Linked DNA regions of Homo sapiens: all the other regions are linked to region 1. A link is a contact called in ENCODE Hi-C or POLR2A ChIA-PET data. All regions are on one chromosome and are shown on one strand. The core of a region is the stretch at or near the end of the contact, and the rest is flanking DNA. Distances in the headings are between cores, read along the strand shown. Region 1 overlaps PELI1 (pellino E3 ubiquitin protein ligase 1). Region 2 has its middle 13 kb from the start of MIR4433A. Region 3 has its middle 55 kb from the start of LINC00309.

The links. Hi-C counts contacts between places; a loop is a spot of excess contacts on that map. ChIA-PET counts read pairs that join two places held with the same protein, here RNA polymerase II (POLR2A). Pooled maps may share reads with other maps.
Region 2: a map of B cell shows a loop between it and region 1 (3-fold over the local background). The contact joins two enhancer-like sites. A Hi-C loop is called at or near these places in 4 of 168 maps with a recorded cell type or tissue (B cell, GM12878, OCI-LY7 and 1 more), 37 of 37 single-sample maps with no recorded cell type and 17 of 50 pooled maps. POLR2A ChIA-PET finds 5 or more read pairs at or near these places in 16 of 52 experiments (A673, B cell, CD4-positive, alpha-beta T cell and 12 more).
Region 3: a loop to region 1 is called in a pooled map, with 2.3 times the contacts of the local background. The contact joins two enhancer-like sites. A Hi-C loop is called at or near these places in 3 of 50 pooled maps. POLR2A ChIA-PET finds 5 or more read pairs at or near these places in 2 of 52 experiments (H1 and WTC11).

What each region holds. Positions count from the first base shown.
Region 1 is chr2:64,090,352-64,094,203 of GRCh38, reverse strand. It overlaps PELI1 (pellino E3 ubiquitin protein ligase 1), which reads left to right. Exons shown (of 7, transcript NM_020651.4): 7 at 1-1,552. Among named protein-coding and RNA genes, the nearest start is that of PELI1, 52 kb to the left of the region's middle. Within about 2 kb of position 1,608, at least 3 of the 41 ENCODE cell types and tissues checked have a DNase peak (open chromatin) inside an H3K27ac peak, as active enhancers do; they include B cell and GM12878, where a contact is called at or near this core.
Region 2 is chr2:64,325,915-64,329,766 of GRCh38, reverse strand. No RefSeq gene overlaps it. Among named protein-coding and RNA genes, the nearest start is that of MIR4433A, 13 kb to the left of the region's middle. RefSeq lists enhancers at 1,729-1,888, 3,228-3,337. Within about 2 kb of position 2,171, at least 24 of the 41 ENCODE cell types and tissues checked have a DNase peak (open chromatin) inside an H3K27ac peak, as active enhancers do; they include B cell and GM12878, where a contact is called at or near this core.
Region 3 is chr2:64,258,717-64,262,568 of GRCh38, reverse strand. No RefSeq gene overlaps it. Among named protein-coding and RNA genes, the nearest start is that of LINC00309, 55 kb to the right of the region's middle. RefSeq lists an enhancer at 1,696-1,875. Within about 2 kb of position 1,593, at least 18 of the 41 ENCODE cell types and tissues checked have a DNase peak (open chromatin) inside an H3K27ac peak, as active enhancers do.

The sequences.
Region 1 (3,852 bases), core at 359-2,858:
CTTAGTGAGCAACCTAGCTCAAGGATTTGCAAAGTTAGGAAGAAGGACGAGAGAGCCTCTCTCCCCACCCCAATCTAAATATGGAATTTGGTAAATTAGAATACTTTGTAATTTGTAAGACCAAATTCATACTAATTACCCGCGTGAAAGGTGTTTGTTTTTAACAACATTGAAGATAATCAGGAAAGATTTTTTCTTAATGTTTCTCTCGAGCGTAGTACTATAACAAAAACTTAATGCTAAGAAACATTTTATATGCTCCTTTGGATATGCAATTTAATCTAGATTATCTATTTTTCTCCCATGATAACTAATCTGTTTTTAGTATCAGCAGCATTTGGCAAGTTTATTTTTTGGATATAAACTGTGGTTCATCTGTTCACTGTTTCTAGAAAAAAATCATTGCCATAAGAAAAAGTATAAATTAGCAAGAAAGGAGAGTGACTTGATTTGCTTTTGGAAAAAGAAATGCTTAATTAATTATTCTGTATTTGGCCTTATTCGGGCATTAGGAAATCTAGAGATCTAAAGGGTTGAATGACAATAGTGCCCCCGTTTTTAGCAGACCAGCCTTAACTCTGGGTTTGAATCCTAAGGAGATTGCCACAGTGAGACTTAAGGAAATGTTTGGTTGGCAGATGAGCACCAATGACTGCAGCGTGGAGTGACGCACTGCATGGTCTGTTTATTCTCTAATTCCAATATGTCTTTTGCTTCCAGAAGCAAGAAAAGTTTCTTCTCTCCCCTCCTTCCCACCCTTTTTTCAAAGGCACCACAAGTATAGACAGTTGCACTACATCAAATCTTTTTTTGACACTTGTAGAAACCAGTACACTTTTAGATTAGACAGTATCTTCTTTTAATATTTTGATTTGTTTTCCTTTAGTTTGAAAAGTTGTATAATACTTAACTGACTGTAGCAAAGTTTTATATGTGGTAGCATACCTTTAATTTATCCTATTACAAAACTGTTCTGAATTTTCTTTTGGTTTTTAAAAAACAAAACTTGTTGCTTAGAAGCCATGAATTATTTTATTTTACTTCAACTGTCGAAACTTCCTTGTTTTAAAAAATGATCATTTGGGTTCACTCAGGAAATGCATGTCAGGAAACTTGTATTATAAGTTTATTAGTTGTGATGTATCAGTAACTGCTGTTACCCCTTTTTCAAAGAAATGTAATTGATTTTGAAGTTTTCTAGATTGTCACATGCTTTGTGACTAATGCAAGAAAGCAAGTCCTGTGTTGTATTTGTTCTAGTCATTTTTATTCAGGCTATATATTGTAGCTTAATTTTTATTTGCAATTAATTTATTTAAACTAAGTAAATACTTTTCAAAATACATAATTGAATTCGTCTCTGTGAGTTCATTTTTGCATAATCGAGAATGAGAAACCAGAAGTGAAAACTGTGAACAACTCTATTCCACACTCCAAAAATACTCATTTGAAATAGATGAAGAGTTTGCATTTAATGTAACACTTTAAAGTATCTGGTTCTTTTTTAAAAGCATCTCTTACTAATAAAGGAACTTTGTTAGTGGTTGAATAATTGAGGCCTTTTCTAAGTTAAGCCTTGCTAGGGAGTTGGCACCTGTAAGTTGCATGTTAGACTATTTAAATAGTGGCTTCGTAACCATAAAAGTTGCACGTCCTTCCCAAAGTTGCCTGCATTTTCTTCTAACAGGTAAAAACAATCTCTTCTAACAGGGAAAAACCTGGCTCATTTTCTATCAAATTCAAGTTTTAAAAATTCAGGCAATTTAAATGATCAGTTGGGTGTTTGCTGTTCAAGCAGAACTGTTATTTTGTCATGGCCTAATAGAACACTTTTACTTAGTTGTATTAAGGGAATGTCAGTATTCTGGCCAAGGAGGAGAAAAAGTTGTATTTAGGTCTTCTAAATGCATTCTCAAGAAAGATAATCTTTATGGCTTAACTCTTTTATCAAAGTAATCTTTATATTTAAATGCTACTTAATTTGTTCAAGGAATTAAATTTCCCTTTATCTAAAATGTTAGGGTAATGAAGCAAGACATGAAGGGAAGCCATTCAGACATCAGAGTTCTTTTACTAGGTTATCCTCTTGCAACCTTCTTTGCTTACTTCCCTCATGTAAAAGTCTTCTAGTACATGTAAAGCAGGGTAGGAATAAATAATAATGTAAGTATGTAATTACTTCTTCTTTTTTTTTTTTTTTTTGAGACGGAGTCTCACTCTGTCGCCAGGCTGGAGTGCAGTGGCGTGATCTCGGCTCACTGCAAGCTCCACCTTCCGGGTTCACGCCATTCTCCTGCCTCAGCCTCCCAAGTAGCTGGGATAACAAGCGCCCGCCACCATGCCCAGCTAGTTTTTGTATTTTTAGTAGAGACAGGGTTTCACCATGTTGGTCAGGATGCTCTCGATCTCCTGACCTTGTGATCCGCCCACTTTGGCCTCCCAAAGTGCTAGGATTAATTACTTCTAACATTTGAGTGTCCCACTTCACTCTTCCCGTCTGACCCAGACTGAGGGCACTGGTGAAAGTCCACTTATTATGTCTCTAAGGTTATAAGCTCAACATAACTCTAACACTTTGGCCCTTCGTTGCAATGGATCATCTTGTGCTACCACTTCTTTTTTTGTTTAAGACAGGGTCTTGCTCTGTTGCCGAGGCTGGACTGCAGTGGTGCAATCACAGCTCACCACAGCCTCAACCTCCCAGGCTCAAGCAATTCTTCCACCTCTACCTCCTGAGTAGCTGGGACTACAGATACACACCACCATTCCTGGCTAATTTTTTTCATTTTCAGTAGAGACGCCGTCTGACTAGATTTCCCAGGCTGGTCTCAAACTCCTGCTCTTAAGCAATCCTCCTGCCTCAGCCTCCCAAAGTGCTTGGATTACAGGTGTTGAGCCACCACACCCTGCTGTGCTACCACACTTTAGAGACCACTGGTTAATAAACCTATGTTCCATTCCCTTCTCTGTTTTCTCTAAGCACTGCCCTATAGCAAATCAGAACAGCAAAACTCTGCATCACTGAACTCTGTTATTCTGTCTGTCACCCCCACTTTCAGAATTACTCTTATATAAGTATTCTTTAATGTTTTATCCTCAAATTTTATCTACTTTTTTTTTTTTTTTTTTTTTTGAGACGGAGTTTCATTCTGTCGCCCAGGCTGGAGGGTAGTGGTGTGATCTCGGCTCACTGCAACCTCTGCCTCCCGGCTTCAAGCAATTCTCCCTGCCTCAGCCTCCCCAAGTAGCTAGGATTACAGGTGCCGGCCACCACACCTGGCTAATTTTTGTATTTTTAGTAGAGACGGGGTTTTGCCATGTTGGCTAGGCTGGTCTCGAACTCCTGGACCCAAGTGATCCACCCACCTCGGCCTCCTAAAGTGCTGGATTTACAAGCGTGAGCCACCACGCCCGGCCTCTGCTTTCTTAAAACAGATTTTTGTATACCCACTGTGTGCCAAGCCCTGTCCTAAACCGGGTGATATAGCAGGAAAAAAAAAATCCCTGCCTTCATCGTGTTTGTATTCTAGTGTACAAGATAGAAATAAGCAAGAAAAAGTAAATATATGTATATATACAATATGATAGTGAACTGTGCTGAGGGGGCAAATAAAGTAGAAAGAGGAGATGCAGATGCAAAATGTCATATGCTGGGGCAGGAGGAGAAGTGTTTGCAATATCAAACAGGAAGGCTAGGGAAAGCCCCACTGGGAAGGTGGTATTTGAATAAAGCTCTAAAAGAGCTGAAGAGAGAAGGGAGTGGCCACTTAGAGGGGCATTTAGGCAGAGAGCTCTACAAGGCCCTTGCAAGGGCCCTGAAATAGAAGCATGTCTGGGATATTTCTACAATAG
Region 2 (3,852 bases), core at 922-3,421, 240 kb before region 1:
GGCAGCAGGCTGCAGTGGGACCCACACCCTGACCTCCATAAATGGATAAATGTTCAGGCTGCTGGAAGACCATGGAGGTGGTTTGGGGGTATCCGAGGAGCACAGAATTAAGAGACTGGGACTTCAGTCCCCATTCTGTCACTCCTCAGCTCAGTAATTTTGGGCAAAGTCACTTAACTACTGTGAGCATCAGTTTCTTCACTCAGAGAATGAGGACAATGATTCTCTTACCTGTAAGCTAACAGATGAACAAGCGCTCGGTAAAGCCCTGTAAGGGTGTGAGGTACCATACAATGAAGGAACTATGGGCATGCAGGATTTAGCTGAGAGTGCCTTTACTCACTTCGTCCTTTCCCTACCTCTCCCTCTTCCCCAAAAGGAGTCTGTCTCCTATAAAAGGGGTCTTAATACAGACTCACACACACGCACACAGGGTCTTCAGTTCTTGTGGGCTTTTCATTTTTTTTTTCAGAGTTAAATCATCTTGGAAAACAGCTTTTCCAATAAAGACCCAGTGGCCAGGACTGCTGGATGCACTTTCTTTAAAGGTGGCGGGAAACGCAGAAGCAGGAAGGTCCAGGACGGCATCCATCCTGTGCAAGGAGAAGGTCCTAAAAGGCTATTTCCTCTGCTACCAACTAAGAAAGATGGACGTTTGTAGCTGGGCACGGAGGCTAATCATCCGTAATAGTCTGGCAGTGCTAATGCATTCAGGGGAGAGCAATTAATGCCTGTTGGGGAACATCAGGACAGAGCTTAGAGTCTTGCAGCCTCTGGCAAAACCAGTTTGAAAACCTCAGGCTCCATTTCTAGTTTAGGGTGTCTCCACCTGGCTTGGCAAACTCTGTGCCTCTGCAAGAGGGAAGAAATAGCTTCCTAAGTGAGGCTTGGGAGGAACAAAGGCCTCATTAGGATCAATCACTTATTCCAAGTACACATTCCCAAGAATCTCTATTGATGATCTCAGATACAAATGAAGTAGTAATTAAGGATGTAATGCAAATGATCTTCAGCTTAGTAACTCTCTGTAATTGAAATTTACTAAATTAAGTCTGAGATTTTTGAAACTAGGCCTTTAAAAAAAAATTCCCCGGTTATAATTACCCCTTCTCCTCCCTCCTACCCACCCTTCAGTAATGTAATTAGTTTAAAATAAGATCCGTGGTAGGGCTGATGATGCGCTGCCTACTGAAATGCTGGCCTCCTATCAGCAATCCCCAGGGAGTGAAGAGAACAGGGGCTCGCATCAGTCAGAAAGGCCACTGTCGTGTTACCAAATATAGGACAAGGAAACCGGACACAGAGCTTGTGATACCGACTGTGCTGGGCGGGAGAGATTTCTCAGCTCTCCCTTCTGTTTCTTTCCCCTCTGCCCACAGACCTGGGATAAGCTATGGACCATTCAGAGAAAGAAGGGAATAGACTGGAGTAGGAGAGGAATTGGAATGTTTAGGGGGTGCTGAGAAGGCCCCTGACAGGAGAGACAGAGGGCTTGGGCAGATCAGAAACCTGGCTGTTTTCTCAGAGGCCAGAGTGCTAAATCTCCATCAGTAATAGCCCTGCGACTCGTCCAAATCCTGTCCTCTGCCACCTGATAGGACCACCCCTGGCCTTAGCTCATTTCTCCTGATATGCCCCAGCAGAGGGCAATGCCCGCTAAGCTCAGCCTGCCCAGAACCCAAGAGGAGCCGTGTGGGCAGAGAAGGGGCCCCAGCAGGCGCTCCAGCCTCCCCGTTCTTTTCCCCAGTTTGGTTTTTGTCCCAAAGTGGGACAAAGAAAGAGGATTGAACATTGTCCTGGGTATGTTTGATCTTCTAGAAGAGCATATTGGCCTATTTCATTTAATTCAGATGAAAAGACCAGCTTGTCTTTGAGATCACACTCTAATTTCATCAGAGCTGTCATGTGAGAACAGAAGAGAAGCTACCCACAGCCTTCCTCCTTCCCTTCCCCACTCCTCCCCTCGCTCACCCCCACCCTCCCAGCCCACGGCTTCCTGAAACTGTTAGATCAACACAGAAACACCTGAAGCCCATTGACCCTCACAAGGCAAAAGCCAAAGGCTGCCAGGGCCATCTTAAGATGCCGCACGAGAACAGCAGCTCCCTGGCAGGCAGCACAGACCTGAAAGAAAATGCGTTCTCCCACTGGCCCCCAGCCTTTGAAAACTGCGTGTGCGCACGCGCCTGCTTTCTGTCATCCATTCACATCACCACTGTTAGAAACTTCCATAAATGCTCAACTGAAGCGCTTCTGTCAGAGACAAGCAGCAGAGTTGTTTCTGGAGAGCACAGCAGGTGTATGTTCCATTCGCAAATCAGATGGAAAACACAGACAATAGCAATCTTGTCTCTGAATAAGCCCTTGCTTAAAAGTTGCCCTTAGCTAATGTGGGCACGTTGACTGTTGGATCTTGGTGCCCAGTGTAGGGCCTGGCACGTGGTAGGTGCTTGATAAATATTAGCTGAGTGAATAAATGAATGACTCACTCTTCTTCAAAAACTTTCAGGAGCTTCTCAGTGGTATGGAAAAATGACATGATTCTAAAATCTGGTATTGGGGATCCTGCAATCAGATGCCTGCCTGCCTTGCCCGCCTGGTCCCATGTTGCCAGGCTGGAGTGCACTGGGCCGATCTCGGCTCACTGCAACCTCTGCCTCCCGGGTTCAAGCGATTCCCCTGCCTCAGCCTCCTGAGTAGCTGGGACTACAGGCACATGCCACCACACTTGGCTAATTTTTTGTATTTTAGTAGAGATGGGGTTTCACCACGTTAGCCAGGATGGTCGCGATCTCCTGACCTTGTGATCCGCCCGCCTCGGCTTCCCAAAGAGCTGGGATTACAGGCGTGAGCCACCACGCCTGGCCAAGACTCTGCCTTTCTAACAAGTTCCCAGACGATGCTGATGGTGCTGGCCCAGGACCACATCTTGCGCATATCACTCACCCTGCATCCCACCAGCTGGTCAAGGTCCTGCTCAGATGCTACCGTTTTTGTCAACAAAACTGGGCACACTAGCAAAAAATGCACCCCCTCCCCGCCCACTCACCTCACTGCTACACCCCTCTGTGCCTGCCAAGACACTTTGTATCTGAGCTATTTGGCTGTGTCTCCCTGACCTCAGGGGCCTAAAGTTCTCATGCCTTTCCCCGTACCCCACAGAATCTCATTTAGTGCAGCCGGGGACACGCTACCAGCTGGGGCAGATTCCGTTCCATTCACTGGGACCTTAAAGAACTTCAGACTCCTTGATGCAGCACTCAGCCCTGGGGGTCCAAAGATGCATGACGCCCAGAGACTGCCCTTGAGATGAACATCTATTTTCTGGGTTATATTCACTGCTCACTGAGCCCACTCTGCTGTCCTTCCAGCTGCTGGCCTGGGGCATGACTGACCTGAGCAGACCACGGGATGTCCTCCCTGATCTAAACCAGTGGGAGGTTCCTCTCACTAATACACATCTCCAAGTTCTCAGCTTGCCTTGCTGTCTTTGAGACTCAGAAGGGAGGTGTTACTTTCGGTGGTAAGCCACAATATGTAACTCATAGAGGGCATGTAAGAGGCAGGTGAAAGATGTTTTGCAGCCTGTTTAAATGTCAGTGACTAAGACCCAGGGGTGCTCTGAGAACATTCTCACTTCTCAGTTGTGGGCACCTAAAAGGTTACTGTCCACCCAGTTCTCCTGCCACGTGGACTTACGGCATCACGGCCTCACATCCTCATGGGACCAATGGCAAATTATGGAACCTCAACTCAGGCTGCTTAAGTAAAATGGGAACTCTTTGCTCACCTCTGTGGCTTGGCCCAAGGTGACTCAGAATTGAAAAAGAAGCTATAGGAATCTGGGATTTA
Region 3 (3,852 bases), core at 344-2,843, 170 kb before region 1:
TCCCTCTTGGCTAAGCTCCTTTCTGTATCCCATTCAAGCCATTTTCCCCATTAATTTAGGTGCTACCATGTTTAACAGGAACATCCTTGAATCAGAGGGCACATATAGCTAGCAGAGGGGTGGAATTATTATTGGTGAGTGGGTGGGTAGCTGTCCCCTTCCGCATGTTTCTGTCACACTCTGACAGGGGATCCTGCTGGGATAGAGTGCCTCTTCCAGGCCCAGACCTTTCCAGGAGGGCATCTGACATCACAGCATGCTGGAGCTCTTCCTGCTCCTCCTCTAAATGTTCTCGGGAGCCCACATCATCACTTAGGTCAGGGGGCAAAGTCCAGCTGAGCTCATTAATCATATTAGAGTCACCTTTCCTGCTCAGGGATCAGGAGCAGCAAGAGCTCACAATCTTCTTTCGAGTAGTTTTTTCATAGATTTGAAGGAAGAATGGATCCAAGAGCAAAACAACAGCTTCAATTAAGCCTGGGAGACTAGAAAAGAAGGTCTACTGAGAGTGCAGCTGGGAAAAGCAGGAGAGTTAGCTGGGGTCCTAGCTGATCTCAGCCACACCTCTGTCATGTGTCACGACTGAGCAGCACTGAGAACAAGACCTCAAGGCAGGCAGGTAGAAATGGACCCTCAGACTAAACGTTCAATAGACACTAAATATATTCAATTTACAAAGCGCCCTGCTAACATTTATATGGTGTGCCATGTCTTTCCAGTCCCACTCTGATGGCTACCACCGTGGTCCACAGGAGAATTGTTGAGCAAGTGGAATTTGCCTTCAGTAACTTCCTAGCACCTCTTCTACACACTTCCCTTTAAACTCTATTTTCTCCCATATTCAGATTTAGGTTTTAATTATCTTGTTACTGGATGTGGGGTTTAGTTACCACTTTTGTGACAATATCATATGGTGGCTTTAGATCCCTAATTATTAACTTTTGATAAATAATGAGGTATCTAGAGAACGCTGAAATTTGACAGTATTTTCAGGAGTATATCCCACTCCAGGTTAGACTGTACCTTTGTAGTATTTACTCCCATCAATTCAGCCAAAATTATGTAGGTAAAATATAGCCAAGGTATGTTTATTGATGATATAAGAGTTATTAAAACAATTAATAACAGGTTTATGGTTTTTGAAATGATTATACATAAAACAGCCTTTGATCCTGTGTCAATTCTCTTCAAAATATATTAATAAATATTCTTAGCCAATAGACCTTTGCTCCAAGAGTAGGTTTACACTACCGAAAGCCACTGATGCCACAAAATTACCTAATTTTTACCATCAGCAAGGAAAGGGCTTTTAATTTCCCACAATAGAAATACTAAGAAAAAACTCATTCAATGAATGTTTTGGTTTGGGGACAATTTCACAGGGTGAAGATGGGAGGGCCTTGCCCCAGCATTGACCGTGTGGATTAACCTCCTGTAACTCATACAGTTCACAGACTCCTCTCCTGCACAGACACCCGCAGCACAGCCACTTGCATTTGAAACCCACCAGGTTCCAGGAAAGGCTTGTGACCGACAGGTCAGTGCGCTAAAGCTGTGAGCCAACAACAGGGACTTCCACTTCTGCTTTCCGAGATCAAGCTGTCTCGGGAAAATGCTGACGCGTCTCCACTTCTCTTCCTGTCTCTGTCTTCCTGTTGATCTGTGTGTGCTTTTATAGCTTTATCACTTAACACTTGTTCCACTTCATCCCAAAAGAATAAAGGAGATGAGTAACGAATTCAGACAACCTGCTAGTCCCAATTCAGTTGAACCCCTCTTAAGGCAGCCAAGAGTAAAAATCTCAGATTTTAAAAGATGATGGGCACATTATGAAGTGATTATTCACACTACAAAACAGTTTTTAGAACCCAGAATGATAAAGCTGAAAAGGGATCTTAGAAATCTTTCATTACACTCACCCTCTTTTATAGATGAGACTACTAAGCCCACAGAGGGAAAATGACTCGGCCAATGACCCTCTCATTCTTAACTCATTCTTTGCAGAAAGGGAAGTTTTGCAACCGGAACTCTAAATTTTTAGAGAGATTAAAGTATGATTATTGCCCAGGTGCAGGGGCTCACTCCTGTAATCCCAGCACTTCGGGAGGCCGAGGCAGGCAGATGGCTTAAGCTCAGGAGTTCAAGACCAGCCTGGGCAACATGGCAAAACCTTGTTTCTACATAAAATATAAAAATTATCCGGGCATGGTGGCACACACCTGTAGTCACAGCTACTTGGGAGGCTGAGGTGGGAGGCTCACTTGAGCCCCAGAGGCAGAGGTTGCAGTGCATCAAGATCATACCAGTACACTCCAGCCGGGGCAACAGAGCAAGACCCTGTCTAAAAAAAAAAAAGTATGATTTTATTTAAAACTATTTAAATTAGACACACATTCCTAGGAAAACACTATTACATGTACTGAGGGACAATGGCTTGTGAAATGGAGTATGAATGCATGTGGTACCACATTTATATATGTGGTTCCATACTCTAGAATAACGAAAAACATTCCACATTCACATTTGTTTTAGTATTTCCTATTAACAACTTGTGTTTGGAATAAATACATGTTATTAACAGAATCATCCAGATAGGCAATTAATGAATGTCCTGAGGGTATATAATGACACAAATATATTTGAAAGCCTTGAGAGGAGACAAATTACTAACAAGGTCAGGGCCACTTCATTTGCCCTTGATAGCCTTGTGTGAACACACCCTCAGCCACCTTCTGAACACTCTCCAGGTTCAACTTCTACAACCTGCCTCTGTGATTTATCAGGTAGCAGCTGTGTGAGCAACTAGCCGTGTGCACGTGGGCACACACACGCACCCATACACGATGCTCCTAGGAACAAAACCTGGCACAGAATCTTAACTGAATTCAATAGAAAAAAATGATTTTTTTTTTTTAACTTGGTGCAGGCATCCTTCTGAGGGCCACACTGTCACTCTGGGCTTTTGTCCTGGCTGGCTCCTGATTTTTCAATGCATGCTGAAAACACCACTCCTGCACACATACACCCGGAGGCAGCTTTGGCTTGCTGCCACCTGCCCTCACTGTATTAAGAAATGTGGATCCATTGCTATTATGGAGCCTGAAGCAGAGCCAAGAAGAAATCTCAAAGGACCCACTCCCTAGACATATGTGAATAGAATAAAAATGAGACACAAATGATAGCACGAAGCCTCCAGCACTCTATGGACAAAGTGAGGGGCTGTGTTGCAGGTCAGGAGAAGGTTCTTGTTCTTGGGAAAGAAATAAAATTAAAATATGGCTATCCTTTACATAAGAAGTTCCTTCAGACCTATCATCAACAGAGGGGGTCTTTTTCTGTTGTTTTCCTCCAAGTAGGAGTTGGAATTTCTTAAAGCAAAGATATACATTCAAGGCTGAGTTTAGAGGTGTCTCCATGACTGCATACCAAGGGTTCCCAGCCTGCTGATCAGATAATAGAGGAATCAATCTCATATGCTCATTTATACTAAAGTGTTAAAGATTTGATGTGTTACTTCTCCCAGAGGTAGTTACTTTACAAAGGCCCATGGATAGAAAACAATATTTAACCTAAAGGAATATACAGAACTTCAGATACCAGAATTTCAGGTAGAATTTCAGGCACCGGAGCTTTTTAACCCTACCGAGGAAACCATTTATTAATACATGGTGTATCTAAACATATCTGTCTGATGCAGTGACAGAAGAAAAAGAGTGTCATACAAAGCAAACCTACAAGAGCAAGTCATGGCTTCTGCTATTTTTTCTTTCTCTTTCCCTTATCCATTCTAACCCCATAATGGTTCCCGCAACCTCATGTCTCTGATTCCACTGTCCCATGTGATTGAACCAG